Regions from separate parts of the Homo sapiens genome. Here regions 2 and 3 are each linked to region 1. A link is an interaction called in ENCODE POLR2A ChIA-PET data of the cell type or tissue named here. Cell type or tissue: CD4-positive, alpha-beta T cell. All regions are shown on one strand. Each heading gives the region's core, and the rest is flanking DNA. Links, peaks and the distances in the headings are about the cores only. Region 1 overlaps UBE2D2 (ubiquitin conjugating enzyme E2 D2). Region 2 holds the start of LOC124901085 (a long non-coding RNA gene). Region 3 holds the start of STING1 (stimulator of interferon response cGAMP interactor 1).

Region 1 (8,073 bases), core at 1,086-6,085:
GCTAACATTTTATGATTCTATTACCCAAAATCTCACTTGACTCTGCAGACAGAAGAACAAACACTACTTTATTTCCCTATATTATAGTTTAACATGATTTTGAAGGTTTGCCTGGAAATCTAACCATCAAAACTTTATTTCTACAGACAAAACAAGTGTGTTTCTGCATTTCTGGGATGAGGCTGCAAAGGTTCCTGGTAGCATGAGGCATGAGTCAGATACTCCTATCCTGGGAACTGCCTAGGATATTTTAAGAGAAATATACAGAATTGGACCTTGTCAAAACCTCTTCCTTGTCAGTCATCAGTACAGTAATATACACTGGGAGACTTCAGAGAAAACCTAGATTTATTAACAGTTATCCTCGATGGCTGTTTGAATTATATTTAAATAACAATCTAGTAGAGCCAAAGAAAGTGCCTTAATTCAATGATCTTTTGTAAAGGAAATAAAAAATACTTTTTTAGTGGGGAAAAAAAAATTCCCAGAACTTATGTGAAGAAGCTCACCTTTTGGAGTAAGAAGGTATCCAAGATAGAACTATCCAAGATAGAACTAATTTAAATAGCCATATTCAGACAACCATTTATTAAAGTTCCCAATACTCCACAGGACTACCTGTTAATTCATCATTTTGATAGGAATTCAATCAGTCCTTACCTCTAATATTAATCTAATATATGGTACCACACCTCTAGTACAGTATTTTTTTTTCTTTTTTGAGACGGAGTCTTGCTCTGTTGCCCAAGCTGGACTGCAGTGGTGCGATCTCAGCTCACCACAACCTCCACCTCCCGGGTTCAAGCAACTCTCTGCCTTAGCCTCCCCAGTAACTGGGATCACAGGTGCTCACCACCATGCCCGGCTAATTTTTATATTTTTAGTAGAGACAGGGTTTCACCATCTTGACTAGGCTGGTATTGAACTCCTGACCTCGTGATCCACTCACCTCGGCATCCCAAAATGCTGGGATTACAGGCGTGAGTCACCGCGCCCGGCCTACAGTATTTTTTATTTTCATTTTTTTCTTTTTCTAGACAGAGTTTCGCTCTGTCGCCCAGGCTAGAATGCAGCGGCGCGATCTCCACTTACTGCAAGCTCTGCCTCCCGGTTCACGCCATTCTCCTGCCTCAGTCTCCCGAATAGCTGGGACTACAGGCACCTGCCACCACACTGACTAATTTTTTGTATTTTTAGTAGAGATGGGGTTTCACCGTGTTAGCCAGGATGGTCTCGATTTCCTGACCTTGTGATCCACCTGTCTTGGCCTCCCAAAGTGCTGGGATTACAGGCATGAGCCACAGCGCCCAGCCCGGCCTACAGTATTTTTAAGCAATTTTTTTTTTTTTGAGATGGAGTCTCGCTGTTGCAAAGGCTGGAGTGCAGTGGCGAGATCTTGGCTCACTGCAACCTCTGCCTCCCAGGTTCAAGCAACTCTCCTGCCTCAGCCTCCTGAGTAGCTGGGATTACAGGTGAGTGCCACCACACCTGGCTAATTTTTGTATTTTTAGTAGAGACAGGGTTTCACCATATTGGGCAGGCTGGTCTCGAACTCCTGACCTCAGGTGGTCGGCCCGCCTCAGCCTCCCAAAGTACTGGGGGATTACAGGCATAAGCCACCGCACCCAGCCTAAGCAATTTTTTAAAATACAGTACTGTTCAGCGTTACAACTACTTTCTTTAAGATCATGCTTCGGTAACTTCCCAATCTCAGACATTTTCAAAGTGTATTGTCAGTCTACAGAGAAACTCAAAACATGAAACAGATCATAATGGAAGAGTAATACATAAACTTCTACGGGATCAATGTATTTACAAAACTGGTTTTCCCAAGACCTCACACAAAACCATACAAAAGGCGGGGCACAGTGGCTCACGCCTGTAATCCCAGCACTTTGGGAGGTCGAGGCGGGTGGATCACTGGAGGTCAGGAGTTTGAGACCAGCTTGGCCAACATGGTGAAACCCCGTCTCTACTGAAAATACAAAAAGTAGCTGGGCATGGGGGTGCATGCCTGTAGTCCCAGCTACTCGGGAGACTGAGGCAGGAGAATGGCGTGAACCCAGGAGGCAGAGCTTGCAGTGAGCCGAGATTGTGCCACTGCACTCCAGCCTGGGCAACAGAGCGAGACTCTATCTCAAAAAAAAAAAAAAAAAAAAAACTTAGCAAATTGGCTGGGTGCAGTGGCTCATCCCTGTAATCCCAGCACTCTGGGAGGCCAAGGCGGGCAAATCACCTGAGGTCTCAAAAAAAAAAAGCAAGTTAATTAGAATTGTATTTAAAAACTACTTAAGGCCGGGCACGGTGTCTCATGCTTGTATTCCCAGCACTTTGGGAGGCCGAAGCAGGTGGATCACAAGGTCAGGAGTTCGAGACCAGCCTGGCCAATATGGTGAAACCCCGTCTCTACCAAAAATACAAAAATTAGCTGGGCGTGGTGGTGCGAGCTTGTAGTCTCAGCTGCTCGGGAGGCTGACGCAGGAGAATTGCTTGAACCTGGGAGGCGGAGGTTGCAGTGAGCCGAGATCATGCCACTGCACTCCAGCCTGGGCGACAGAGCAAGACTCCATCTCAAAAACAAACAAACAAGAAAACTTAATCTTACATAAAGCATTACTTTCAAACTTTTAAAAATACAGAAAGTATTGTTTAAATGACTTAATCTTTTTACACTCCTGATTACTTAATGAACCCCAATCCCTGGTTACTTTAATCCACATACTAAACTGATGTCGACCAAAAATGCGTATTTTGTTGTTCTTTTTTTTTTTAAGTTGAATCGGTTGCCAAAAAATCTGGATTTGTGGCTTCTCTTTTTTTTTTGAATGGAAGATATTGCAACACTGGGCCCACAGATTTTAGCAATAGCAACATTTGCAGGGAGCTGGTTAGCAGTTGCCCTCATCTGATAGCACATGCATTTTCTAGCTCCCTCAAGTTCTCTCTGCTCACTTTGGTACCTGCCTGGCTTTTATAGACATCAGAGTTTGAAATCTTTTTGTTTGTTTGTTTGTTTGAGACAGGGTCTCACTCTGTTGCATAGGCTGGAGTGTAGCGGCTTGATCACGGTTCACTGCAGCCTCTACCTCCCAGGCTCCCGAGATCCTCCCACCTCAGCCTCCCACCTAGCTGGGACTACAGCCATCCACCACCATACCCAGCTAATTTTTTGTATTTTTTGTAAAGACCATGTTTCGTCATGTTGCTCAGGCTGGTCTCGAACTCCTGAGCTCAAGCGATCTGCCCACCTGGGCCTCCCAAAGTGCTGGGATTACAGGCGTGACCCACTGTGCATGACCCACTGTGCATGACCTGAAATCTTTATTTCATTGAGAACTTTGTCTTGAGACGCCTTAAAAGAAGCTAGCCATAGGCCGGGCACAGTGGCTTACACCTGTAATCCCAACACTTTGGGAGGCCGAGACGGACGGATCTCCTGACGTCAGGAGTTCAAGACCAGCCTGGCCAACAGGGAGAAACCCTGTCTCTATTAAAAATACAAAAATTAGCTGGGCATGGTGGTGAGTGCCTGTAATCCCAGCTACTTGGGAGTCTGAGGCAAGAGAACTGCTTGACCCTGGGAGCCAGAGTTTGTAGTGAGCCAAGATCATGACACTGCACTCCAGCCTGAGCAAGACTGCCTCAAAAAAAAAAAAAAAGAAAGAAAAAAAATCTCTATCACAGAAATAGATCAAGTGATAATCCTGGCATTACTTTGTTTGAAAGCTATGTATGCCAAACGTTATCTGCAACTAGTAGGACACCATTAAAATGTACAATGCACTATTACTGTTAAGAAAAGCTTTTAGTATCCAACTCTGGTCAGTCTTCAACTCCTCAAAGAATCAAGATATTTATTTAGCCTTTTACCCTTCCCAAGAATAGAGAAATTAACCAAATACTTCAACATTACAGCACTCTAAGAGCACCAAAAAGCCTCCTACATCTGTATAGCAAAAGTAAAGAAGAAAAACAGGAAGCAAGTCAGAAAGGTCTCCGATCAGCCAAGGAAACCACACAGTTCACAGAGCACATGAAGCCCTCTTCAGTCAAGAGCCTACTGGATCTTATTTTAGACACAATTTTAATAAGCTCTGTGATCTGGTTTCTTAGCCCACAACAGATGAGATGCAGCCAACTGGAAAAGGGCTGGGGGTGGTGCTGCTAGAGGCAGGCACTCAAAGCATCAAAATCAAGGCTGAAGACCTAAAAAGTCAGCAGAAAACCTTAAAACATAGCAGGGTGGGGCCATGTGGTGTAGATACCAACAATCCCAAAGGATCCCAAGCCCTGCCCAGAACTACACACAATGTTCATAATGACCCTCTTTGCTATGCTCTGCTTATAGTATAGGTCAGGGGACCTTAAGATGTATATCAAAATAAAGTCCATCAAAAGCTTTTTCCAAAAAAGACATGGCATTTCAAAGACTGCCAAATTCACAGACATGAATAGCGTCCCTCTGTCAAAGAAACAAGATATTGAATTCCTGAAGATGTCACATGTCAAATGTAGTTTTTCTTAGAAAAATCTTATCAGAACCCAGATGTAGCAACTCATGACATTTAAGTCAAGAAGGTATTTAAGTAGAATTATTTTTTCAGGGAATGATAATTGGGAAGGTTCAAGATCAATTATAGAAGCCAAGCAATGGGGATTCCACTGCAGACACATTACTAGGACAGAAGATAAGATAGAACTGATCTTATCCATGCCTAGGAAGTCAGCTATTCAACTTAAAATTGTGGTACAAAGAGTTTGGAAAAAAAAAATTAATCTCCATTTTGTTTTCACAATCTTTTTGAGTGGTATACCAAAATAAACTTCATTTTTCTTATCACTAGCTGTCTCAGAGAAGTCAAGCCATACTTTGTGAAGAGCTCTAGGGAATAAACTAGGGGAAAATGGTTAATATTGAATTCTAAAAGTTCAGGCCAGGCCAGATGACGTGGCTCACATCTGCAATCCCAGCACTTTGGGAGGCCAAGGTGGCAGAACACTTGAGGTCAGGAGTTCAAGACCAGCCTGGCCAACATGGTGAAATCCCGTCTCTACTAAAAATACAAAAATTAGCTGGGCATGGCGGCGGAGTGCCTGTAATCCCAGCTACTCCGGAGGCTGAGGCAGGAGAATCGCTTGAACCCAGGAAGCGGAAGTTGCAGTGAGCCAGGATAGCACCACTGCACTCCAGCCTGGGCGACAGAGGGAGACTCCGTCTCCAAAAAAAAAAAAGTTCAGGCCGGGCACGGTAGCTCACGCCTATAATCCCAACACTTTGGGAGGCTGAGGCAGGTGGATCACCGGAGGTCAGGAACTAGAAATCAGCCTGGCCAACATGGTGAAACCCCGTTTCTACTAAAAACACAAAAATTAGACAGGTGTGGTGGTGCGTGCCTGTAATCCCAGCTACTCGGGAGGCTGAAGCAGAAAAATCACTTGAACCCAGGAGGTGGAGGTTGCGGTGAGCTGAGATCGTGCCATTGCATTCCAGCCTGGGCGACAAGACTGAAACTCTATCCCCCAAAAAAGTTCAAATTATTTCTAAACTTGATTTTATTAAAAAAATCTTACAAAGGCATATTTTAAGGAAAATCTATTCTAGAAAATATGTAGCAACTCATAAGAAACTATATTACCAGAGCAAGTATTATTAATTAAAACGTATGTTTTGTGTCAAAGAGATAGTTCCCTCTCTGAAAAAGTCCGTTACACATATAATTCAATGTAGAGATTAAAGTCTACATTTCTTTTTTTTTTGAAAGGGAGTCTCGCCTGTGGCCCAGGCTGGAGTGCAGTGGCGCGATCTCGGCTCACTGCAAGCTCCGCCTCCCCGGTTCACGTCATTCTCCTGCCTCAGCCTCCAGAGTAGCTGGGACTACAGGAACCCGCCACCAAGCCCGGCTAGTTTTTTTTGTATATTTTAGCAGAGACGGGGTTTCACCGTGTTAGCCAGGATGGCCTCGATCTCCTGATCTCGTGATCCACCCACCTCAGCCTCCCAAAGTGCTGGGATTACAGGCGTGAGCCACCGCGCCCGGCAGGTCTACATTTCTTTATCTGTAAATTATTACACATTATACCCACTTGCTCTTTCTCAGGTTATAAAATAAGAGGACAAGCTTCTACAGGTATTTGATAACTTCCCAGTTAGATTCTATAAGGACCTAGCAATTCCTAAAAGCCTTTAAAATACATATGTATATATTTTTTTTGGATGACTACTCCTCAGTGTGCTCCCCTGCCCCTTAAACGGTTCTTTAAGACATCTTTGCTTAAGGTTCAAGCTTCTTTATGGTATTTAACAAATACCATTTCATTTTAGTACAAGATTTATTGTCTAAAATCTGCCCTTCTTCATTTGTTAGAAATCAGAGTCAAAAGAAGTTAAGGAGCTAACCTAATTATAGTAACCAATGGGACTGATTCCACACTGTCTTTGAGCAAAAATGAAATGAGGACCAACCGCTGAGCTGAGGTGTTTAAATCATCAATCTGTATTCTGACTTAGTTTAAGACAAGCTAAAAACTGGTTCTCTTCCTCTTGCATCCCCATCCCATCATTCAGAATGGATAACCCCAGTACCTACTTCTAAGTAGCTACAGGTATAGGCCGTGTGCAGTGGCTGATTGATGCCTGTAATTCCAACACTTAAGGGAGGCAGAGACAGGAGGCTAGCTTGAGCCCAGGAGTTCCACACCAGCCTGGACAACACGGCAAGACCCCGTTCTCCACTAAAAGGAAAAAGATGTATTGAAGAAAAAAGTAGCTACCGGTTTAATATAGCCAATCTGAGTAGCCAAGTGAAACACCAAACAGAAATTAATAGTGGTGCCTCCCTACTTCTAAGAAAAAAAACATGAAAGTGGCACTAAGAGGTTACAACATCAGAAAGGGAAAAAAAATAAATTTTAAGCCAATCTTATAGTCTAGATGTATTATTAGGAAAACCTCCTTATTGATAACTAAATAACCCTTCACTTTAAAGAGCAAAGAAATCCTTTTTAATACAAAATCTAGTAAAACCCCTTCCCAGTTAAGAGTCTCGGTAAACATATCACCTAATAGCGTCAAGTCCATTTTGCGAAGAGGCTGTGAAAGGAACTTTTGTATAATTTCTCTGGTGGTTTTCAATGTTCAGGTTTCTACCTCTACCTTTGCCAATGTACAGCTTTTCTATTAGATCCAATCCTGCAAAACGGAAGTGTTAGTTTCTAACTACATACAGCAACCTCAAGGAATAAAATGATTCTCCCTCTACTTCCCTCCTCCCTCATTAAGTCACCTTTTTTTTTTCTTCTGAACTTCCAACTCTTAACAGTTTCTGGACAAGCAGGGTGGACCGATGTGTGCTGCCACCCAAGAGGTAAGTGAACTCAGGATATACTTGTGGATCGGGCAAAACGGCTTCCTCTGTCAGCCCGAGCTCAGGCGGTTTTGTGGAGGGAGCTAGGGCAGGTGTGGGAGGAGGGAACAGAAATGGGGCGAGAAGCCCTTTCGACCTCTGTCGAAGGGGCCGCCCAACGCCCCAGCGCCCCCCTCGGCCCCAACCCCGCCATCCTGGCCCGACAATGGCCCTCAAGTGCAGCGGCAGTCCCAGACTGGAGAGAAGCCCTAAGAGTCCACACCATGCGGGCCTGGAAGGGCAGCCGGGGAGGAACGCTGAGGCCGCGAGAGCACCTCCGGCCTAAGCGCGGGCTGCGCGCCGGGGCCTCCACGGGCGCCATCACTGGGAGTGGGGTATGGAGGCCGCCCCGAGGGGCCAGCACCGGCAGCAAGATCCAAGGAGGCCGCGAGCCCGACGGAGACTACGGCGGGAAGTGCAGGCCGCAGCCTGCTCAGCTGGCCAGCAGCGCAGCCGACCTCCGGCCGCTTACCTTGTGGATTCTCTTCAGAGCCATGGTGGGAGGCGGGTGGCGGCGGCCCCCGGGGCGGGGACGGGGGCGGGGAAGGGACGGGGAAGGGGCTAGGGAGCCTGAGGCCGCCTCGGCGATCTCGGTCGGCAGGAGAAGATGGAGAGTTGAGGAAAGCGGGTCCGGCGGGACGGGCTGAGGGCCGGGGCCCACTCAGCTCCT
Region 2 (8,073 bases), core at 1,812-6,811, 140 kb before region 1:
AGCCAAGGAAAGAGGCCTGAACAGATCCTTCCTTCACAGCCCTCAGAAGGGTGCTCCCAAGACCCTGATTTTGGACATCTGCTTTCCAGAACTGTAAGCCACCCAGTCTGTGGTATTTTGTTACGGGAGCCCTAGCAAGCCAATACAGGTAATGACTGTTTCTTGTAGCCTCAGTTCCCAAACGCCTAAGCAGAAATTATAAGAGTACTTGCCTCAGCTGGGCACGGTGGCTCATGCCTGTAATCCCAGCACTTTGGGAGGCAGAGGCGGGTGGATCACGAGGTCAGGAGATTGAGACCGTCTTGGCCAACATGGTGAAACCCCATCTCTACTAAAATACAAATTAGCTGGGCATGGTGATGCGTGCCTGTAATCCCAGCTACTTGGGAGGCTGAGGCAGGAGAATCTCTTGAACCTGGGAGGTGGAGGTTGCAGCGAGCTGAGATCGCGCCACTGCACTCCAGCCTGGCGACAGAGTAAGACTTCATCTCAAAAAATAAAAAAAAAAAAAACAAAGTACTTGCCTCATAGGTTGATATGGGGCTGAGATGAGATGGTACTGGTAGCACATAGTACCTACTCAATAAATGGGGGTGGCATTTACTATTATGGTTATTATTCACCATAGGTTACTCACTTCCATATACACTTATACAATTACTCACATATTCCAGACAATACTGTATTGTATACCTCCCAAGTACCAAGCATGTGAGCCTTGAGATTAAACAGACTTCTCTTATCTTGGGGGACTTGACAATAAACAAAGATAGCCCTATTCTCACGGGAGATACAGTTTACATACACACGAATTCGCTGATGGAAGAGCAAATGGCTGTGGGTTTGCCCATGTGTGTGCATTTGTTACTGTGTGTGTGTACATGGTGTTAATGTATGCATGGGTGCATCAGGGTATCCATGTGCAAGTTAGTATGTGTGCATCTGGATATCCAAGTGTGTACCTGTGTGTACCTGTGCATGCATAAGCATACACGTGTGTTGTACATGTGGTGGTATAGCATATGTGCACATGTACGTTAGCATGTACATGAATATGCATGTGGGGGCATGAGAACATATGGGCCAGTATGAATCTGGGTCAGTGTGACTGAGCATGGGCAGATGTGCAAGCACGCGTGAGAAGAGTAGGGTCCAAAGCTGGTGCCCTCTGCTGCCTACAGTCCAAGAAGGAGCTCTATGAGGTCATCTTAGCCTCAGCCACCTGGCAGCCTCAAGTGGACAGACACCCCTTCCCCAAGTCAAGTTAGAATGCTCCCATGCCAGGCCGGGCGCGGTGGCTCACGCCTGTAATCCTAGTACTTTGGGAGGCCGAGGTGGGTGGACTGCCCCAGCTCAGGAGTTCAAGACCAGCCTGGACAACACGGTGAAACCCCGTCTCTACTAAAATACAAAATATTAGCCAGGCATGGTGGCGTGCGCCTGTAATCCCAGCTACTCGGGAGGCTGAGACAGGAGAATCTCTTGAACCCAGGAAGTGGAAGTTTCAGTGAGCCGAGATCACACCATTGCACTCCAGCCTGGGTGACAGAGTGAGACTCTGTCTCAAAAAAAAAAAAAAAAGAAAAAGAAAAAGAAAAAGAAAAAAGAATGCTCCCATGCCAAGGCATCTGCCCCAGGATCCTCCCCAGTGCATAGTCTTGGTTTTCAGTTAGTCCTTCCTGTATTCTGAAACCAGCAGTCCCAAATATCCTGAATGAAACAGACATCAGCCCTAGATTCCAGGCACACATTAGTACTATGTCCTCACTCAGCTCCCCTCAACCTATCTTTCCAAAGAGGGAAGTGGGATTCCACATTCCAAAGGCTGCTCCAATTTGGGTGTCCTATTCCTGCACCCCACATGCTCAACATCACACTCCCTGTCCCCCACCACCCAGGGTTCAGGGGCCTAATTTACCCGGGCACTTGTACCACCATCACAGAACCTGATGCTTCATAGAGAAGTAAGGCTGGATATGGGTCTAGGAGAGGCAAGCCCTCAAGTACTAGCCAGGCCAGTGCCCAGTGGGCATCTGTAGCTCCAAGTGGCAGCTGTGAGGGGACACCCAAGGGTGAAAGAGACCTAAGGCACTGGGGCTTGGGGTAGGGAGTGGAGTCCCACAGATGAGACCACACCCAGGGGACTGACCCCTACCCCACTCTCACTCTTCCCTGCCCAGGACCTGGTAGACCCCTAAAGGACAAGACTTGGAGAACCAGAGACATCTGGGCCAGACTCTCCTCTACCCCAAAACTAAAGTCTGAACTACAAATCTGAGTTCCAATAGTTTTAATAGTGATGACAATGACGACAGAGGCTCACATATATCATGCAGTTACTAAGTACCTGGACCTACACTCAGCACTTTCCATGCACTGTCCCATAGAAGCCACACATTGTTTTGGTGGGGTTAGGGACCATCAGTGTTACCCCCATTTTACAATTGAGGAAACCAAGGCTCAGTTTGGGTCATCTGCCCTCCAGCATGCAGTCAATTAGTGGCAGAGCCAGGATTTAAGCTTGGTCCTCCTGAGTCCAGAACCCACACTCTCAACCACCAAGTTCCTACCTTACTGAGTGATCCCTCTCTCAATCTCCCATTGTTCAGTGACTTGCTAGACTCCATCACCTCCGATTTCTGTGGGACTCCCAATATGCCTCTCAGTGAGGGTGGCAGCCTTCCCTCGGGTCTCGTGAGGTGTGCAGATGACAGGACCACTCCAGACCCACTAAATCAGACTCTCCACACTGGCCTGCCCCCTCCTCCTCACATCTGCGTGCTCACAAGGGCAAGTGGTCTGCTGTGCACCAGGATTTGAGAATTCCTGGGGTGGTGGGATCCCTTGGCCAGAAAGAAGCTAGGAAAAGGTGAAATGCACACTCTCCCCCAAGCCCTTCTGGGGAAACTTCAGGTCAGAAGACTGAGGATGCCCTGAGGCCTGGCTACCATTCCTTCCTCATCAAATGGGCAACATTAATGGGGAGACGATCCATGAATTCCAGAGGTGTTGCCAATTATGGGGGTGGGGAAAACGAAATGAGTTCTGCCCAATCACCTCCCTGCTATCCCTGAGCCAGAGGGGCACAGATCCTCCCCTTTAATCCCTCCCCCGCCTCCCCCGACCCCCGCCAAACTTGAGTGGGGTGGGAGCAACCAGCACGGTTTAGGGGAGTGGGCCATGTCGGGCTAGAGCGACAGGAAGGTGGGAGCCCCTCGTAGACAAAGACTGACCCCAGCCAGGCCGGCTGGCCAGCCAGCCCATCCCCACCCCCCTGCGGCAGGCAGCTTGGCAGGGCTGAGCGCCAGCTCCTCGCTCCAAACCGAGTTCCCGCCGAGCGTGCTTAATGCAGCGGCAGTGACATTTCTGCCTTCAGAGGCAAAAACAGGAACCCGGCCATTTTGATGAACGGCGCCCAGAGCGCTGGCGGGAGACAAGGAGGGTCAGGTTCTGACTCCTGCACCCCCGGCTGCCCTAACCGGCTCACCCCTGCCAGGCCCAGGGATCAAGCCAGAGAGAGCGACACGAAACCAGGGTCACCAGACCGACAGGGAAGCTGCTATAGAACCCCCACCCTCTTGTATAGGTGAGGAAACTGAGGCCATAGCGCTGACACTAGCCAGATGCAGGGAAGGCAAACGGAAGGATTAAGAAAGCCCCAGAAGGATGCCTTGAGGAATGTCGGGTAGGAGCGCTCGTCTGAGGAGCTAGAAGGCTAACTCCAGCCCGCTACAATAGCCCACCCCAAAGGAGTCTGCACACCTGGAACCCACCCCTACGGCGCGCCCTCATGAGGGCGCTCCCAGCGCCTCTAACCCTCCAAGTAGCGAGAGGGTTAAGCTTCCTCGCAGTACTTGCCGCAGTAAGTGGAAAGGAAAGAAGTGTCAACTCTGTTCTCACCACAGCGGGGCTGTCGGATGGCACCTCCCCCCGCCCCGCGCACCCCGCCCGGCCTGCTCCCCCGCCCTCCCCTCGGAGCGCGCGCGCACACACCTCCCACCGCTTTGCCCAAATTATTTTCGATCCCGGGAGACTCCGGATGCCAGACGCGCTCGGCGGCGGCGGCGGCGGCGGCGGCCGCGCCTGATTCATTGCGCCAAAGCTGCAGATGCGACCTCCCGCCTGCGCCCGGTGCCCCGGCCCGCGCTGGGCTGCGCGCGCCTGGAGAGATGGGGGGCAATTTGTAGGCGCTTCCCCCCCACACAAAAGAGGCGGGTCCTGGCCCCCCGGGGCTCTGTCCCCCTGTCTCCAGCTCCCTGGGCTGCGCTAATTAGCTTCCTCAGGGGGCGCCACGCGGCGTGAGGGGCGGCAATTTCCCGGCTGGGCTGCGGGGGAAGCGCTCCCGCCGCCTGGGAAGGTGAAATGGGAAACTCGATTCAAAGAGAGCTTTCCTCCCCCCTCCCGCCAAGCGCCGTAGAAAACGGGTTTGAAATTCCTCCTCCTTTTTTTTTTTTTTTTTTATTTATAGTGCACGGTCTCCATGGCAACCGCGGAGGAGGTCACGGTAGCTGGGCCCCCGCGCGTCACCCCGCGCCTCGCCGGCTGCAGGCGCCGGGATTGCGGCCTCCCAGGCGCCGCGGCCCGCGTGGACTCAGCTCCGAGTTCTCCGCCCCCGCTCCGCCCTGCTCGCGGCTCAGGCCCCAGCCATATGACTCTGCCAGGTCCCAACCGCGAATGGCGCACCTGGGCACCAGTGCGCTAGGCTATACCTCTGTCCCCGGGCTCTAACACGCGGGACTGCACCACGAAACACGTGCCCAACCCCAAGACAAGAACACGTGCGGCAAGACGCCGCCAAGGGGCTCTCTGCATTCGTGGATGCCCTGGGTAATCGACCTATATTGGCGCACAACTGCAGAGCTCTTGCTAAGACGCGACCACCCGAGGCTAACAACGCTGGCTTTGGAGTCAGAGCCCAGCCCCGCCTCGATAACTTACTAGCTGTGTGACTTCGGCCAAGTCACCACCTCTCTGCGCCTCAGCTTCCTCATCAGCAAAATGGAATTGTTGTGAGGCCTAATTGATACAAAATACGTTCAACGCCTATCATGGTGTTTGGCACGTGGTTCTGAAAATCTGTGGTTGGAGTTATTTCTTCTTGGCTGTGAAAGCCAAGGCCCTAAAGACTTTGAATAGGGGCGCGCGCTTAGCCCGGAGGCTAGGAGTTCCGCCTCGGGAGCTCCCCAGCACCTCAGCCTAGGCGCACAGGCGGCTAGTGGGAGGCGCGTGCGGGCTGCTTAGGGACTGGGCCAGCCTGGGGCGCGGCGGGCGGGGTTGCAGTCTCCAGAGCTCGCCACGTCCGCACCCGGAACCCTGGAAACGGGGCTCCCAGAGGCTCCCCCGCTACCATCCCCCCGCCCCCCCACGCCCGTCCCAGCACCATTAGCAACAGGCCTGCCCGCCCGCCCTCCTAGGCTGAGGCCGCACCTGACCCACCGGATGGCGGCTTCTGGGCTGAGCCGTGCCCCCCAGCGTGCACACTTCCTCCCGGACCCCCAGCGCCCCGTCGAGTGCACAGAGGGAGGGGATCGGGCCGCCCCCGCCCCGCCAGCTTCCCACAGCCAGAGCTGCCCGGAGCCGGGGAGGCAGGAAGTCTCAGAGCCGGGGCGTGGAGGCGGGGTGGGGGCAGGAAGTTGGGGGTGACTCTCCCAGAGACCCCAGACAGGGCCCCGGCGTGGGAGCGGGGTGGGCGGGCACGTAGGGATTAAGGGCGCCCCCCTCCTCTGTAGCCTTAGGCCATGTGACCCCGGCTGGAACACCCTGCAGGGTGAGGGCGAAGGCCGCTACCTCTGGCGACCCCCAGCAGCGCGCACAGGGAGGGAGGGGCCGCCTTTGTCTACTTTGCCGCAGAGGCAGCCCCCCACAACCCCTCCCCTCAGCGCCCCGCCGGGCCCTGCACAGCCCGGGTTTTCCATCCGGCCCGGCTCGGCTCGGCAGCTGTCAGGGGACCGAGCTGACCTTCGCGAGCAGGGAGTTTCAATTAGCCGCAGATCAGATAAGCGGGCGGGCCAGTCTCTCCGGGCACCGCGGGGGCGCAGCCCCGCCCCCGCCACGCCGCGCCAAACGCGCTCCAGATGGGAACAAAGATGAGGACGCAGCTCCACCTGCCTCCCCGGGGAGGGGAAGAGGAGGCCCCGCCGGGAGGACCTTCCCACCAGGGGAAGAGGTCGCGCGCCCTACCCTGCCCTGCCCGTCTGGGATTCCAGGGTCATGGGTCTGGCCAAGATGATCTTTGCGGTTCTGCTTGCCTCCTGCACTGAGGAGAGGTGCCTGCTGCACTGACCTCATCCCCGGGCGGGCGCCGTGCCCTCCCTCTCCCGGAGGGAGCGTTTTGCCATCTCTGATCTCATCCAGAGCCTCCCTGGGAGGCTGAGAGAAGGCAGAGCCCAACAGAAAAAGGAAGCTGAGGCTGGGACTTCTTGATCCAGGTCACACCAACTACATATTGTTCAGATGTTTACTGAGTGCCTACTACGTGCTAGGCACTATTTAGACCATGGGAACACGAGAGCACAGTCTTGTCCCCAGCCTCCCAGAACTTGCGTTCTAGTCACGTTCAAGTAAACAAATAGTTGACCATGATCACTTCAGAGAGCATGAGGAGCCATGAGGACATTAAAGTAGGTCATGTGAGACTGACTTCAGGGAGGGGTCCATATGAGCTATTGTCGTCAGGGGAGGCCTCTGAGGAGAAGACATCTGAGCTGGAGCCTGAAAGACCAGGAAAAGCCAGCCAAGCAAAGGAGAGGGGGCAGAGCATGCCAGGCAGAGGGCACAGCAGGCACAGAGGCTCCAAGGCTGCAAAGGCTCCAAGGCTGCAAAGAACGTGCCTCTTGAAGGTGAGGGGAAGGCCTTTGTAAGCCCAAAGGGTATGCCTATAGGGCTGGGCTTTGCAGGCCCCCTGAGGGGCCAGGGTTTATGCAAAGTGCCATGGCAGCCTTCAGTGGGTTTTAAGCTGGGAGATCTGACTTAAACTTTTTAAAGATCCCCCTGGCCACCCTGTAGACCAGTGGAAAGGATCAAGCAGGGAGACCTGGGAGGAGGGGCTGGGGGTTGGGATAGCGAGGGAAAGATGGTGGTGGAGAGGTTGCTGGCTTAGAGATATTTTGGCAGATGAATTGGATGTGTGGGTGAGGTAGAGTGATAGAAGTTTGCTGAAACAGGCCGGATTTGAACCTAGGTCGGTCTTTGGGAGCATGGAGGCCCAGCTTAAGAGGTTAAGGATAAAGCTATGGAGCAAGAAGCCAGGGTTGAAATGCCAGTAGTGATATTTACTAGCTGAGTGACCTTGGGTAAACATTTAGATCAATTTCCTCAAGCATTTGAAAAGAAAAGGATGGGATCATAATCCAGATTGTCATTGTGAGGTTTGAGTATGATGTAAGGTGGAAGTGTTTAGCATTGAGCCTGGGAGGAGTAGGTGCTCTATAGATGTTGGCTGTTATTGTGGGGGTTGTTGCTACTCCACCCACCCCCACACACCTGCCTCTTAGTACCAGAACAGTCCTCAACACACAGCCTGGCCTTTCCACCCGACCTCTGGCTTTGTTTTCATTTGCTAAGGGTAGAAGCTCCTCCTCCCATCAACCACTGCTCCCCTCACACACCTTTGTTTGGAAGGCTGTTTGAGGGGGTGGAGGTCACTGGGAAGAGACCGACCCAGTCCTTGTTCACTAAACCGTCTGCTGGGATCCTCCTCATCTCAGGACCCTAACTCTCCATCCTCTGGTTACAGTAAGAGTTGCTCAAAGGTCTCAAGGTGAGCCCTCCCCCACTGCCTGCCTGAAGAGTTGAGACCATTCAGTTATCACGCATTCAATCAGTTGAGTGACCCTCCAGGGCCCAGGGTAGTGGTGGGGACAGACAAAAGCAAATGCAGGCCCTGCCCTCGGGCAGAGGCCTAGACTCTTTCCTGAATTGCAGTTAGTTATGGCATTTTAGGCTCTAGGAGCTGAAGGAGCTGAGCAGGGCAGGTAGAGGGGTCGGGGTGGAGGCCTAAATTACAACTCCCATTTATGGAAACTTTACCCAGGGCCAGGCACTTTGCTCTGGTCCGTGAATGTCACACATACA
Region 3 (7,510 bases), core at 2,511-7,510, 84 kb after region 1:
TTCACCTGGTGTCTTCATAACAAGAAAGGCTATGTGAAGACAGAGACACAGAAGGGAGAATGGCACGTGATGAAGGAGGCAGAGGTTGGGTCCAGACACACCTGGGACTACCAGAAGGTAGAAGTGGCAAGGAGAGATCCTCCTCTAGAGCGGGAGTCCCCAGTCCCTGGGCCTCGGACCAGAACTGGTTTGTGGCCTGTCAGGAACCGGGCTGCAGTGGGCGAGCGAGCATTACAGCCTGAGCTCTGCCTCCTGTCCGATCAGTGGCGGCATTAGATGCCCATAGGAGTGCGAACTCCATTGTGAATTGCACATGCGAGGGATCTAGGTTGCATGCTCCTTAGGAAAATCCAACTAATGCTCGGATGTGAGGTGGAACAGTTTCACCCTGAAATCATCCCCCTTCCCATCCATGGAAAAATCGTCTTGCAAGAAACCAGTCCCTGGTGCCAAAAAGGTTAGGGACCGCTACTCTAGAGATTTCAGAGGAAGTGTGGCCCTACCAACACCTTGATTTTGGACTTCTAGCCTCTGGAACTATGAGAGAATAAACATCTGTTGTTTTTAGCCACGAAATTTGTGATACTTTGTTATGGCAGTTCTTGGAAACTAACAGAGACCCCTCCACATGCTTACTTGCCCCAGCTGCACCAGCCATTGCTCTGTTCCTCCACTGCCTGGCTCCTTCCCACTCCAGGGCCTTTGTGTGTGCTGCTCCTTTCAGAATGTTGCACACCCACCCGCCCTCCATCACTCCCATCCTCCTTCCAAACTCAGGGTAAATCGCTGCCTTCAGGGAAACCTGACCCTGGGTATTCCAATTTCCGCTCACGGCAGCAGGCTGAGTGCATTCCTTGTAGCCCTGCCACATCTGTAGTTAACTACTTACTCATACAGTTGTGTTCTGCCCATTTCCCCTGTCCAGCTGTAGGTGCCATGACAAGTACTGACCTGGCACGTGCACCAGCAGTCCTATCCCATGCAAAGCACGGTACACACAGGGATAGACTGCATGGATTAAGGGTGTGCGGAAATCCTGGCCTGGCACTGGAAGGCCCAGGCTGTGGGGCCTCTGCTCCCTTCGCAGCCTGCACTCCTTCCCGCACCCTGCAGGACCTTTCTCTCCAGGCAGGCCAGGCTAGGCTGGCTTCCCGGCTTCCCTGGACCCCACCATTCCCACTCCTTTTGGCCAAGCCCCAGCTTACTTTATCTGAATGACCTGGCCTCAGTGCCTTCTGCGCCTGCAAGGTCTGCATTAGAGCAGGTTCAGACTCAGGGAAATGAGCCCAGAGTAGCAGGTAGGGCAGAGGGGAGGGAGAGGGGACAGACGGGAGTGGAAGGAGGTCTTAAGACTGAGACAATGTTGGGATTCTCTCTCTCTCTCTCTCTCTCTCTCTCTCTTTTGAGACTAGGTCTTGCTCTGTCACCCAGGCTGAAATGCAGTGGTGTGATCATAGCTCACTGCTGCAGCCTTTAACTCCTTGGGCTCAAGCGATCCTACTGCCTTGAGCTCCCAAAGCACTGGGATTACAGGCGTGAGCCACTGTGCCCAGCTGGATTTTCTTTACGGCATATTTTAAACATTAAACAGGTCAGGCATGGTGGCTCACGCCTGTAATCCCAGCACTTTGGGAGGCCAAAGTGGGAGGATCACGAGGTCAGGAGATCAAGACCATCCTGGCCAACATGGTGAAACCCCGTCTGTACTGAAAATACAAAAATTAGCTGGGTGTGGTGGCACGTGCCTGTAATCCCAGCTACTCTGGAGGCTGAGGCAGGAGAATTGCTTGAACCAGGGAGTCGGAGGTTGCAGTGAGCTGAGTTCGCACCACTGCACTCCAGCCTGGCGACAGAGCAAGACTCCGTCTCAAAAATTTAAAAATAAATAAATAAATAAACATTAAACAAATGATACATGTTCAATGTAGGGAAAAGAAATCTTAGAAAACATAATGAGCAAAAAAGGACAATAGAATAAAAATCACCCATATTCCAACTGCACAGAGTAACCTTTGTTAGAACTTTGTCATATATTCTCCTGGATCTTTTTTTTTTTTTTCTGAGATGGAGTCTGCCTCTGTCGCCTAGGCTGGAGTGCAGTGGCACGATCTTGGCTCACTGCAACCTCCGCCTCTCGGGTTCAAGCGATTCTCCTGCCTCAGCCTCCCAAAGATGGCCTCGATCTCCTGACCTCGTGATCTGCCCGCCTCAGCCTCCCAAAGTGCTGGGATTACAGGCATGAGCCACTGCGCCTGGCCTTCTCCTAGGTCTTTATGTGAGCCTATTGTAGAGGAGAGAAAGTGTAGGGAATTCCCTGCATTGTTAGGGCATGATTTTGAAAAACCAGAGTTTCCAGGAAGCCTCATTGCTCCTCTGAGGCCAAGGCATCTATCAATGTGTGTCTTCCCATGTCTGGTCATGATGTGGGGAAGGGTTCAGGGCGAGGACCCCTCTGACCTGGACAGGAATGAACTACTGCTGCTCTGCGGGTGCCATCCTAGCCTCACTCTCCAGGCCTGCCCCTTCTTTGAAGCAGCTTACTGCAGCCAGAGACACTTCCCACCCCAAGGGAACTCAAAGCTTGTGTCAAGGCCAAGGAAAAATTCCCCCTCCGCCCTCTGAAGGCTTGCTGAAAATCACTGACAAGAGGCAGATTAACAGGAGGAAAAATATACAAATTTATTTGATCAGAGTTTTATGTGTCACAGAGGCCTTCAGAATGAAGACCCAAAGACAGAGGGCAAATTGTCTATTTTTACGTTTAGGTTCATTAAAGTATGGACACCCTTGTTGAAATATAATTGGACAGAAAGGGTATGCTCTAATGCTAATAGAATGAGTGGGGAAACCCAGCCTCGCCCGTCTGTCTAGATTCTTCTTGGCCTCTCTGAGCGTGTGTTCCTTCTTTCTGAGTGTGGGGCAGGGCCCTCTCTGGAAGGGGGATTTTATAATCTACACTCAAACAATGTAGGTCAGACCTTCCCTTCCCTTCCCTTCCCTTCCCTTCCTTCCTTTCTCTCTCTCTCTTTTTCTTTCTTTCTTCTCTTTTTTTTTTTTTTGAGACGGAGTTTTGCTCTTGTCGCCCAGGCTGGAGTGCAATGGCACGATCTCGGCTCAGTGCAACCTCCGCCTCCCAGGTTCAAGCAGTTCTCCTGCCTCAGCCTCCCAAGAAGCTGGGATTACAGGCATGCGCCATCACGCCCAGCTAATTTTTTGTATTTTTAGTAGAGATGGGGTTTCTCCATGTTGGTCAGGATGGTCTTGAACTCCTGACCTCAGGTGATCTGCCTGCCTTGGCCTCCCAAATTGCTGGGATTATAGGAGTGAGCCACTGCACCCGGCCTTTTTTTTTTTTTTTTTTGAGATGGAGTTTGACTCTTGTTGCCGAGGCTGGAGTGCAGTGGCATGATCTCGGCTCACCGCAAGCTCCGCCTCCTGGGTTCAAGCGATTCTCCTGCCTCAGCCTCCTGAGTAGCTGGGATTATAGGCACCCGCCACCACGCCCAGCGAATTTTTTGTACTTTTAGTAGAGATGGGGTTTCACTATGTTGGCCAGGCTGGTCTCGAACTCCTGACCTCAAGTGATCCATTTGCCTTGGCCTCCCAAAGTGCGAGGATTACAAGGATGAGCCATTGCGCCTGGCCTATTTTTTTTTTTTTTTTTTTGAGATAGGGTATCACTCTGTCACTTAGGCTGGAGTGCAGTGGTGCCATCACAACTCACTGCAACCTCTACCTCCAGGGGTCAAGTGATGCTCCCACCTCAGCCTCCCAAGTAGCTGGGACTATAGGCGTGTTCCGTCATGCTTGGCTAATTTTTTTTTTTTTTTTTTGTAGAGATGGGATCTCCCTGTGTTGCTTAGGCTGGTCTCAAACTTCTGGGCTCAAGTGATCCTCCTGCCTTGGCCTCCCAAAGTGCTGGGATTACTGGAATGAAATCAAGGCACAGAGCAAGCTGGGCTTTGGAGCAACCCACCAGGCTTCAAGTCCCCACTCTCAATTACTTAAACCAGTTATTTCACCTCCCTGAGCCTCGGATTATCCATCTATAAAATGGGGCTAGAATTATACCTACCTGACAGGGTGGCTGGTGAAATGATATACAAGTGAAGTGATATATGCAACACTTGGCATAATGTCTGGAACAAGGTAAACACTTTATTATTATTATTATTATTATAATTTAGGTTGATGCATGGGGATTTTATAACCTACACTCAAACAATGTAGGTCAGATCATTTTTCTTTTCTTTTCTTTTCTTTTCTTTTGAGACAGTCTCGCTCTTGTTGCCCAGGCTGGAGTGCAGTGGCCTAATCTCTGCTCACTGCAACTTCCACCTCTCAGGTTCCAGCGATTCTCCTGCCTCAGCCTCCCAAGTAGCTAAGATTACAAGCGCCCACCACCACGCCTGGCTAATTTTTGTTTTTAGTAGAGATGGGGTTTCACCATGTTGCTCAGGCTGGTCTTGAACTCCTGACCTCAAGTGATCCACCCATCTCGGCCTCCCAAAGCGCTGGGATTACAGGCATGAGCCACTGTGCCAGGCCTGCAATTACTTTTGCTCCTACCTAATATCATCCCCACAACCGCCTTCTGGGCAGAAACCGGCAGGCTCTCTTGGAGAAGTCACAGGCGTGGCCATTTCCTGCAAAGAGCCAAACCCCCATTCCTCTGTGCCCCTCCTCTCCCACCAAGTGCTTTATAAAAATAGCTCTTGTTACCGGAAATAACTGTTCATTTTTCACTCCTCCCTCCTAGGTCACACTTTTCAGAAAAAGAATCTGCATCCTGGAAACCAGAAGAAAAATATGAGACGGGGAATCATCGTGTGATGTGTGTGCTGCCTTTGGCTGAGTGTGTGGAGTCCTGCTCAGGTGTTAGGTACAGTGTGTTTGATCGTGGTGGCTTGAGGGGAACCCGCTGTTCAGAGCTGTGACTGCGGTGAGTGTTTCTAAACACCCTTGGTTTGGGGGTAGCAAAGGGCAATGGAATGGAGGCTTTCTCAAACCTCACCCCTGACCCCAGGACTCAGGCCCAGCTCATCAGGGCTTTGAGGGAAGGTTCCTACCTCCCTTCCTGAGGAACAGGAAATACCCTCCTTCCCAGCACCAGTAAAGCTGCGGTTTGGAGAAACGCCAGGGCTAGAGTGTTGTGGAGAAACCAATCGTTGTTAACATCTCATTTTCAGGCTGCACTCAGAGAAGCTGCCCTTGGCTGCTCGTAGCGCCGGGCCTTCTCTCCTCGTCATCATCCAGAGCAGCCAGTGTCCGGGAGGCAGAAGGTAGGCTCAAGATCAGCCTGGCAGAACGCCAAACCTAGGGCCCCTGGCACCCAGAGGCGAGGGGGTGCCTGCTGGCTGCCCTGTCCCCACTCCCTGAGCTCTGTTTTCCACTTTGTTGACTAAGGTCCTCCCTGGGGTGGGTTCCGGGGACAGGGGAACCCAGGTCCCCAAGGGTTCTTGGTTGGGTACGGCTGCACAGGACAGCTTCAAGTCTGGGTCTGGGATAGTTGCTGCCTTCTTTCTTCACCACACCTGTGGTCTCCCTGGGTCTTGGTGGGGCGTGTATGTGCAGGCCCTGCTCTGTTTTCAGCAAACCTCGCTGAGACAGGAGCTTTGGGGTGACTTATTCCCAGCCTGCCTCCTAGAGGTGTCTCTAAGAGCAGCCTCTGGGAGTGGCTGGGCACCAGGGAAAGGGGAACTGGGAGGAAGTGCCCAGCCAGAGCCTCAGTCCCAGAAGGGCAGGAGGGCAAGGGGAGAATGGTCATGGATTTCTTGGTGCCCACAGATGCCCCACTCCAGCCTGCATCCATCCATCCCGTGTCCCAGGGGTCACGGGGCCCAGAAGGCAGCCTTGGTTCTGCTGAGTGCCTGCCTGGTGACCCTTTGGGGGCTAGGAGAGCCACCAGAGCACACTCTCCGGTACCTGGTGCTCCACCTAGCCTCCCTGCAGCTGGGACTGCTGTTAAACGGGGTCTGCAGCCTGGCTGAGGAGCTGCGCCACATCCACTCCAGGTGACTCACTGCAGTACCCAGGGACGGGGTATCCAACGTGTGTCACTCCCTTGATGCCTAGCCCTGCCCCTCCTTGAACCTCTCTGGCTGAGCTGGGCTGGGGGCTGGGGTCTGGGGTCTGGCTGTCACTCACAGGTACCGGGGCAGCTACTGGAGGACTGTGCGGGCCTGCCTGGGCTGCCCCCTCCGCCGTGGGGCCCTGTTGCTGCTGTCCATCTATTTCTACTACTCCCTCCCAAATGCGGTCGGCCCGCCCTTCACTTGGATGCTTGCCCTCCTGGGCCTCTCGCAGGCACTGAACATCCTCCTGGGCCTCAAGGTATGACACAGGGGGAGGTAGAAGCTCTGGCCAAGTGGTGGCTGTGGCTGGTGTGACCTGCCCTGAGCTGAGTACTGGGAGTGGGACTGGTTTAAAGGCTGGAGTCCATGGAGTAGAACCTATAATGTCCTGGAACAGTGGGTTTGGCAATGGCAAAAGAGGGATCAAGTCAGGAGCAGGTTGGGAAGCCTTGGAGGAGGAGGAGGAGTTCTCTGGGTGTCCTTGATGGAGGCCCCCCAGCCACATCCTGCTGTCCACAGGGCCTGGCCCCAGCTGAGATCTCTGCAGTGTGTGAAAAAGGGAATTTCAACGTGGCCCATGGGCTGGCATGGTCATATTACATCGGATATCTGCGGCTGATCCTGCCAGGTGGGCCATCCTCTCTGCCCCCATTTCTCGATCTACAAAACAGACACTAAGACACACAGCCTCTTGTGTTTCTAAACACACAGAACTCACTATATTTTTCAAAGCATTTTCATGTCTACCAAATCCTTTAATCCCAAGGCATGAAGGATGTTGCTATGATGCCTAGTTTGCAGAAAGGAATATGGGGCTTAGAGCCATTAAGTGACTTGCCCAAGGTCACTTGTGAATTCTTTTTTTTTCTTTTTGAGAAGGAATCTCCCTCTGTCGCCCAGGCTAGAGTGCAGTGGTACCATCTCGGCTACTGCAACCTCCTCCTTCCAAGTTCAAGTGATTATCCTGGCTCAGGTTCCCGAGTAGCTGGGATTATAGGCACCCACCACAACGCCCGGCTAATTTTTGTATTTTTAGTAGAGACAGGGTTTCACCGTATTGGCCAGGCCGGTACAAACTCCTGACCTCAAGTGATCCGCCTGCCTTAGCCTCCCAAAGTGCTGGGATTACAGGCGTGAGCCCAGCTGTAAATTCTTTCAATAAATATTTACTGCATGCTGTGTGCTCTCATGTGCCTTTTCTAATTCACACCCTATGAGGAAGGAATAATCTTTATTCCTGTTTTATTTTATTTATATATTTTTTAAAAAGAAGAGGGTTTTGCTATGTTACCCAGCCTGGTCTCAACTCCTGGGCTCAAGCAATCCTCCTGCCTTGGCTTCCCAAAGTGCCGAGATAACAAGCAGGAGCCACCAAGCCCATACCTATTTTAGATTTTTTTTTTTTTTTTTTTTTGAGACAAAGTCTCACTCTGTTG

Evidence for each region. ChIA-PET counts read pairs that join two places held together with the same protein. Peaks named below come from ENCODE experiments on the same cell type or tissue, not always from the same donor. Only the 100,000 strongest peaks of a DNase experiment are listed, where the experiment ranks them.
Region 2: POLR2A ChIA-PET joins it to region 1 with 10 read pairs; 10 of 35 experiments call an interaction of 5 or more read pairs at or near these places.
Region 3: POLR2A ChIA-PET joins it to region 1 with 19 read pairs; 16 of 35 experiments call an interaction of 5 or more read pairs at or near these places.

The regions. Positions count from the first base shown.
Region 1 is chr5:139,561,618-139,569,690 of GRCh38, reverse strand. UBE2D2 (ubiquitin conjugating enzyme E2 D2) reads right to left here. Exons shown (of 7, transcript NM_003339.3): 1 at 7,876-8,073. The coding sequence starts at 7,899. Among named protein-coding and RNA genes, the nearest start is that of UBE2D2, 4.3 kb to the right of the region's middle. RefSeq lists enhancers at 1,192-1,693, 3,957-4,096, 4,287-4,386, 7,187-7,306, 7,397-7,446 and a silencer at 7,917-8,073. In CD4-positive, alpha-beta T cell, for the core only: no CTCF peak of the experiment used is centred there; DNase peaks (open chromatin) are centred at 4,060 and 5,840; H3K4me3 peaks cover 2,569 bases; H3K27ac peaks cover 3,381 bases.
Region 2 is chr5:139,707,329-139,715,401 of GRCh38, reverse strand. It overlaps LOC124901085 (a long non-coding RNA gene), which reads right to left and starts at 5,500. Exons shown (of 2, transcript XR_007058963.1): 1 at 5,428-5,500. RefSeq lists silencers at 3,928-4,007, 4,498-4,597, 5,318-5,687 and enhancers at 4,878-4,927, 5,172-6,162. In CD4-positive, alpha-beta T cell, for the core only: no CTCF peak of the experiment used is centred there; DNase peaks (open chromatin) are centred at 3,891, 4,571, 5,191, 6,281 and 2 weaker places; H3K4me3 peaks cover 2,639 bases; H3K27me3 peaks cover 702 bases.
Region 3 is chr5:139,479,982-139,487,491 of GRCh38, reverse strand. STING1 (stimulator of interferon response cGAMP interactor 1) reads left to right here and starts at 4,734. Exons shown (of 8, transcript NM_198282.4): 1 at 4,734-4,942; 2 at 5,190-5,282; 3 at 5,788-6,014; 4 at 6,150-6,333; 5 at 6,594-6,702. The coding sequence starts at 5,788. It also overlaps the pseudogene LOC101059986. RefSeq lists enhancers at 582-1,082, 2,209-2,709, 4,562-4,681, 4,692-4,821, 5,342-5,571 and a silencer at 6,174-6,468. In CD4-positive, alpha-beta T cell, for the core only: no CTCF peak of the experiment used is centred there; DNase peaks (open chromatin) are centred at 4,831, 4,951 and 6,011; H3K4me3 peaks cover 2,534 bases; H3K27ac peaks cover 2,472 bases.